2 separate regions of the Homo sapiens genome follow, and region 2 is linked to region 1. A link is a loop called in an ENCODE intact Hi-C map of the cell type or tissue named here. Cell type or tissue: chondrocyte. All regions are shown on one strand. Links, peaks and the distances in the headings refer to the core of each region. The heading gives the core; the rest is flanking DNA. Region 1 overlaps MLXIPL (MLX interacting protein like). Region 2 overlaps STX1A (syntaxin 1A).

Region 1 (2,900 bases), core at 142-2,641:
CTGGGGCTTCCACCCACGGAGCCATGGAAGACGGCCTCCTCGATCCTCCCTCTGCCCACGCTAACCTGCAGAGGGTGAAACCTTGCCAGGCCTCTGCAGGCTGGTCTCTGGGTCAGGCTGGTCCCTGATTCAGGTGGGTCCCTGGTCAAGCTCGCTGTTCTTCCCACCACCTTCTGAACTCTCTGCCTTACTGTCTCTTCCCATATAGTCACTCCCCTGGGACACTCAGCTCCTGTAATCTGCTCCCCTCCAGGGGACCCCTGGAACTGGGGGTCTTTGAGGATGAAAACACTGTCCCAGTTCAAGCCTCAGGGCTTTTCCACTACCAAATGGGGAAATCTAGAAGCTCTCCTGGTACCGAGCCAACCCTCCATCTCCCTCCATCTCCCTCCCTCCCTCCATCTCCCTCCCTCCCTCCATCTCTCTCCAGCTCCCTCCCTCCCTCCATCTCCCTCCCTCCCTCCCTTCCTCCCTCTCTCCCTTCCTCCCTCCCTCCATCTCCTTCCCTCTCCCTCCCTCCATCTCCCTCCGTCTCCCTCCCTCCATCTCCCTCCCTCCCTCCTTCTCCCTCCCTCCTCCATCTCCCTCCCTCCATTTCCCTCTATCTCCCTCCCTCCCTCCATCTCCCTCTCTCCATCTCCCTCTCTCCATCTCCCTCCCTCCTTTATCTCCCTCCCTCCTTCCATCTCCCTCCCTCCCTTCCTTCCTTCCTCCCCCCATCTCCCTCCCTCCCTCCCTCCCTTCCTTCCAACAAGGTCTCACTCTATCACCCAGGGTGGAGTGCAGTGGCACCATCATGTCTTACTGGAGCCTCAACCTCCTGGGCTGAAGTGATCCTCCCACCTCAGACTCCCCAGTAGCTGGTACTAGGAATGTGCCATCACACCTGGCTGATTAAAGAAAATTTTTTTTGGCCAGGCATGTTGGCTCATGCCTGTAATCCCAGCACTTGGGGAGGCCAAGGCAGGTGGATCACCTGAGGTCAGGAGTTTGAGACCAGCCTGGCCAACATGGTGAAATCTCGTCTCTACTAAAAATACAAAAAATTAGCTGGAGGTGGTGGGCGCCTGTAATCCCAGCTACTCAGGAGGCTGAGGCAGGAGATTCTCTTGAACCCGGAAGGCAGAGGTTGCAGTGAGCTGAGATGGCACCACTGCACTCCAGCCTGGGCAACAAGAGCAAAACTCTGTCTCAAAAAAAAAAAAAAATTTTTTTTTTTTTGGTAGAGACAGGTTCTCAGTATGTTGCCCAGGCTGGTCTCCAACTCCTGGGCTCAAGCAATCCTTGGATGAGAACCTTGGCCTCCTAAAGTGCTGGGCTTACAGGCAGGAGCCACTGTGCCCAGCCAGAGATTTACTATTAATATTTGGGTATTTGGGAAGAAAACACAGTCCTCTCTACCCCAGCTATCTCTGACTGGGGTTACATCAGCCTTGAGTCAGCCTCTGGGTGGGGGGGCAATTTTGGGGGTGCGCTCTGTCCCTTACCTTGCCAGCTCCCCAGAACCTCTCCTCTTTGGTCACCCATCGTCAGGGTTGGAAGTGAGGCCCCCTCCCAAATAGAGTGATGTGTAGTATATAATGAGCAGCCAAAGTTGGGGTTGGGTGGGAAATGGGAGACCCTTAGGAGGAGGAGTGCCGGCATCCGGTGTACCAGGACCTTAGATGCCCTGTCCCAGGCAGTCGCGTGACATTTGGGGAGGGAGGGAGAAGGGACGGGAATTTGAACTTTCCACACGGGTCCGACGCCCTGGCCGATCGGGTTGCAACATGACCTGGGCCAGGGGCCAGAGCTTGTGGGCCAAGGTTACTCCGCCTCCAGCCAATGGGGTCGCAGCTGGGCGGCTGCGGTTGGGGGCAGGCAACACTCCCCTCACAGTCCCCACCCCAGCTCCTGCTCCCCCGCAGGGCGGCAGGTGCCGATCTGTAGCCAGCGGTTCTCAGAAGGGGAGGAGGCGCCGCGGAGGAAGAGGAATATTTGCACAGAGAAAAGATCAAGGCCGGCCGATCCCCCTTTCTCCCCTACGGGTTTTCGGTTGATAATTTATACTGGCCCCTCAACTCCGGGGAACTTTGCTCCAGGGCACTGGGCCAGGCCTCGGGTTCGCGCCCTCCTCTGGGACGCGGGGCGTGGAGCGGCAGCGGGGCGCGGCCTGTGCGCTCTCGGTGGCACTAAGCGGGGGTCCCAGGCAGCGACGGGCGCTCAGCCTAGTGTGGCGACGTGGGTAGGCGAACCCAGGCCTCCCGGGCACCGGCGTAACCTCTGCGAGCTGCGCCTCTTGGACATTTCTGGGACATCCTCCTCCCGCCACCCTTAATGTAGCAGATCAAGAAGAGGTGTCTCAGCAATTGCGGGGAGGTGGACGTGAGAGTGGGCCAGTTCCAGTCCACTTTGGTTATGAACTGGGACAATCAGGGGCGCTGGGAGTATCTCAGGGTCCAGGAATAGGGCGGGCTTGGGCCGGGGCTGCTGGGGAGAAGGCCGAGGCCTGCAGGGGGTCGGGTGGAGTGGCTCCAGAGTGGAGAGTGGGGATGGGCGCGGGTGGCCTAGGGACCAGGGGCGCCTGGCATTTTTGTAGGGACGGAGGGGCTGGGACCAGAGAGAGGGGACCAGAGGTCCAGGTAGAGGTGGGGCGCAGGCGGTCTGCGCTTCGGGGAAGAGGGAATGGGGGAGGAATGGGAATCAGAAATGCGTGGGTCCGTCAGGGGCCAGCGGGCTGGGCCGCTGTAGGAGGACCTCGGGGCTGGGAGAAAGGGGGTGTCCAGGGCGTGATCGGAGCCTCCGGGAGCCGCAGGACCGGGCTCGGGTGGGGTGTTGAGGGCCCCAGCGCGCAGTCCTGCCCCGGACCCCCCCCCCATCCCCACCTGGAAGCCAAGGCCGTCAGGGCCCGGAACCGCCCT
Region 2 (2,900 bases), core at 220-2,719, 93 kb after region 1:
ACCTAGGACATCTGCCATCTTCCTCCTCTTCTCCCATCCAACCAACATCCAATTTGTCCTGGCACTTTTTTTTTTTTTTTTGAGGCAGAGTCTCGCTCTGTTGCCCAGGCTGGAGCGCAGTGGCGCAATCTCGGCTCACCACAACCTCCGCCTCCCAGGTTCAAGCGATTCTCCTGCCTCAGCCTCCCGAGTAGCTGGGATTACAGGCACCCGCACCACACCCGGCTAGTTTTTGTATTTTTAGTAGAGACGGGGTTTCACCATGTTGGCCAGGCTGGTCTTGAATTCCTGACCTCAGGTGATCCACCCGCCTCGGTCTCCCAAAGTGCTAGGATTACAGGCGTAAGCCACCGCGCCCAGCTCTTTTTTTTTTGAAACAGAATCTCGCTTTGTTGTCCAGACTGGAGTGCAGTGGCAAGATCATAGCTCACTGCAGCCTTGATCTCCCAGGCTCAAGCAATCCTCCAGCCTCAGCCTCCAGAGTAGCTGGGACTACAGGTGCCTGCCACCACACCTGGCTAATTTTAAATTTGTGTAGAGATGGTGGTCTCACTATGTTGCTCAGGCTGGTCTCAAACTCCTGAGCTCAAGCAGTCTTCCCGCCTCAGCCTCCCAAGTAGTTGGTACTGCAGGTGTGAGCCCCCAAGCCCAGCTAACATCCTGGTGTTTTTTTGTTCTGCATTCAGCAGTTCTCAAAGCTGGGCGAGCACCAGAATCCTTTGGGGGGGTTAAAAAAAAAAAACAAAAACGGCTTCCAGGGATCCACCCCAAAGAGACTGAATCAGAATTTATAGGGGTAGCCGGGTGCAGTGGCTCATGCCTTAATCCCAGCACTTCGGGAGGCCAAGGTGGGTGGATCACCTGAGGTTAGCAGTTCAAGAACAGCCTGGTCAACATGGCAAAACCCCATCTCTACTAAAAATACAAAAATTAGCCGGGTGTGATGGTGCATGCCTGTAATCCCAGCTACTCGGTAGGATGAGGCAGGAGAATCACTTGAACCTGGGAGGTGGAGGTTGCAGTGAGCCAAGATTATGCCACTGCACTCCAGCCTGGATGACAGAATGAGACTCCGTCTAAAAAAAAAAAAAAAATTGGCTGGGTGTGGTGGCTTACACCTGTAATCCCAGCACTTTGGGAGGCCGAGGCGGGCAGATCACGAGGTCAAGAGATCGAGGCCATCCTGCCCAACATGGTGAAACCCCGTTGCTACTAAAAATACAAAAATTAGCCGGGCATGGTGATGCACACCTGTAGTCTCAGCTACTCAGGAGGCTGAGGAAGGAGAATCACTTGAACCCAGGAGGTGGAGGCTGCAGTGAGCTGAGATGGCACCATTGCACTCCAGCCTGGAGACAGTGCGAGACTCCGTCTAAAAAAACAAAAAAAAAACCAACAAAAAACACCACCTCCAACCAGGAAGGCTGGGAGGGAGTGCTCCTTACCTCCCTAGCATGGAGACTGCTAGGAAGAACAGACCCTGCTGGAACCACGGGGAGCTGGATGCCCTGAGCTTCCCCTGGCAGAGGTGGGGCAGCCCTGGTGGTCTCTCCTAGCAGAGACTCCAGGATTCCAGGACACCTTCCTGGATGTAATAGTCTGACTCCTCCAAGAGGCGCAGAGGCCAGGCAGCCTCCAGGCGTGTCCCAGGGGAAGCCACCAGGCTGGCAAGGTTGATTCATCACTGCTGAGCACAGTGGCTGTTGTCTGCCTCGAGGGCTATTTTTTTCCCTTCTTCTTTTAAATGACTAATCAAAGTCAATATCACTAGTGCAGAGAGGCCCGGAGCTGAGTCAGGGGTGTGCGAGAGGCCAAGCTGGGTCTCCAGGAAAGACGGCTGTGCAATCTGAGCCTCCTCACCCTGTCTCCAGCCTCCAGCTGTGTGTACACCAGGTCCCCGCCCTGCAGAGCCTGCCCCTTCACAGGGCCCCAGAGTGGCTCAGGGAGGCAGCTTCAGGCCGTGGAAGGGGCCAGGCTCTGCCCCCACAGGCTGCATGACCTCAGATAAACACCTGGCCCTTTCTGGACCTGTTTTCTGATCTGTAAGATAGGAGGTTGAACTAGATGGTCCCGGGAGGCCGTTCCACCTGCACCCCAGATGAAAATGTACCCAAATGCATCGTTCATGCTGGGAAACCTCTGGAACGTAATGGGAGGAAGGATCGGGCGAGCCCTGTCCGGCTCCTGTTCTTACACTCTCGTGCCTGCCACTCTGCAAAGTAGGTAACACTGGCTCCATTCTGCAGATGAGGAAATGAGCAGAGGGAGATTAAGGATGAACCTGCCCGGTGTTGCCACCCAACCGCCAGACTCTTCCCAGCAACGAAAGAGAAGGGGAAACTGATGGGCAAAGCAGGGCCCTGGGCCTTCCCATCCAGGCCTGCCTGGGCTGCTCCAGTGAGTTGGGCCCTAGTCTAGACCTCAAGGCACTTCAGGGGGCCCCAGACACCAGCTGTCAGGACCACCTGCTATTCTCTCCTGGTTGAGCATTCCAATCTCTCTGCCTTCACTAAGCTGTCCCCTCCTTTGGATCACCTTCTCTCCTCCTATTCAAATCCAGCTCCTGCTCCTGTGCTATCCCAGGGTCTCTTCTTCCAGGAAGCCTTCCAGGATTGTGCTGCTCCAACTCTCCCTCCTTGCTACGTCTTCAGCCTCCTGCAACAGGTCCCATGTGTCTGTCCCACATGACCTGGCACATAGACAAATACATGTTCTGGGCCCAGGGAGAAAGGTCAGCTCTGCAAAGTCCCCAGGAAGAAAATCAGGGAGTCTCTGAGTTGAGGGGAGGAGGCAGCTACAGCCTGAGTGGGGCTCCTGGGGATGCTCTAACCTAAAAGTCTTTCCCTGGCTGTGTGACCCTGGCCCTGTCTTCGGTCTCTCTTTGTTACCTGTAACCTGCA

Evidence for each region. Hi-C counts contacts between places; a loop is a spot of excess contacts. Peaks named below come from ENCODE experiments on the same cell type or tissue, not always from the same donor. Only the 100,000 strongest peaks of a DNase experiment are listed, where the experiment ranks them.
Region 2: it touches region 1 in a loop (2.9-fold over the local background); 21 of 110 quality-filtered maps call a loop at or near these places.

The regions. Positions count from the first base shown.
Region 1 is chr7:73,621,297-73,624,196 of GRCh38, forward strand. All of the region lies in intron 1 of MLXIPL (MLX interacting protein like), which reads right to left. Among named protein-coding and RNA genes, the nearest start is that of MLXIPL, 1.8 kb to the right of the region's middle. In chondrocyte, for the core only: no CTCF peak of the experiment used is centred there; no DNase peak of the experiment used is centred there.
Region 2 is chr7:73,714,046-73,716,945 of GRCh38, forward strand. All of the region lies in intron 1 of STX1A (syntaxin 1A), which reads right to left. Among named protein-coding and RNA genes, the nearest start is that of STX1A, 4.2 kb to the right of the region's middle. RefSeq lists an enhancer at 1,402-1,933. In chondrocyte, for the core only: a CTCF peak has its summit at 1,569; no DNase peak of the experiment used is centred there.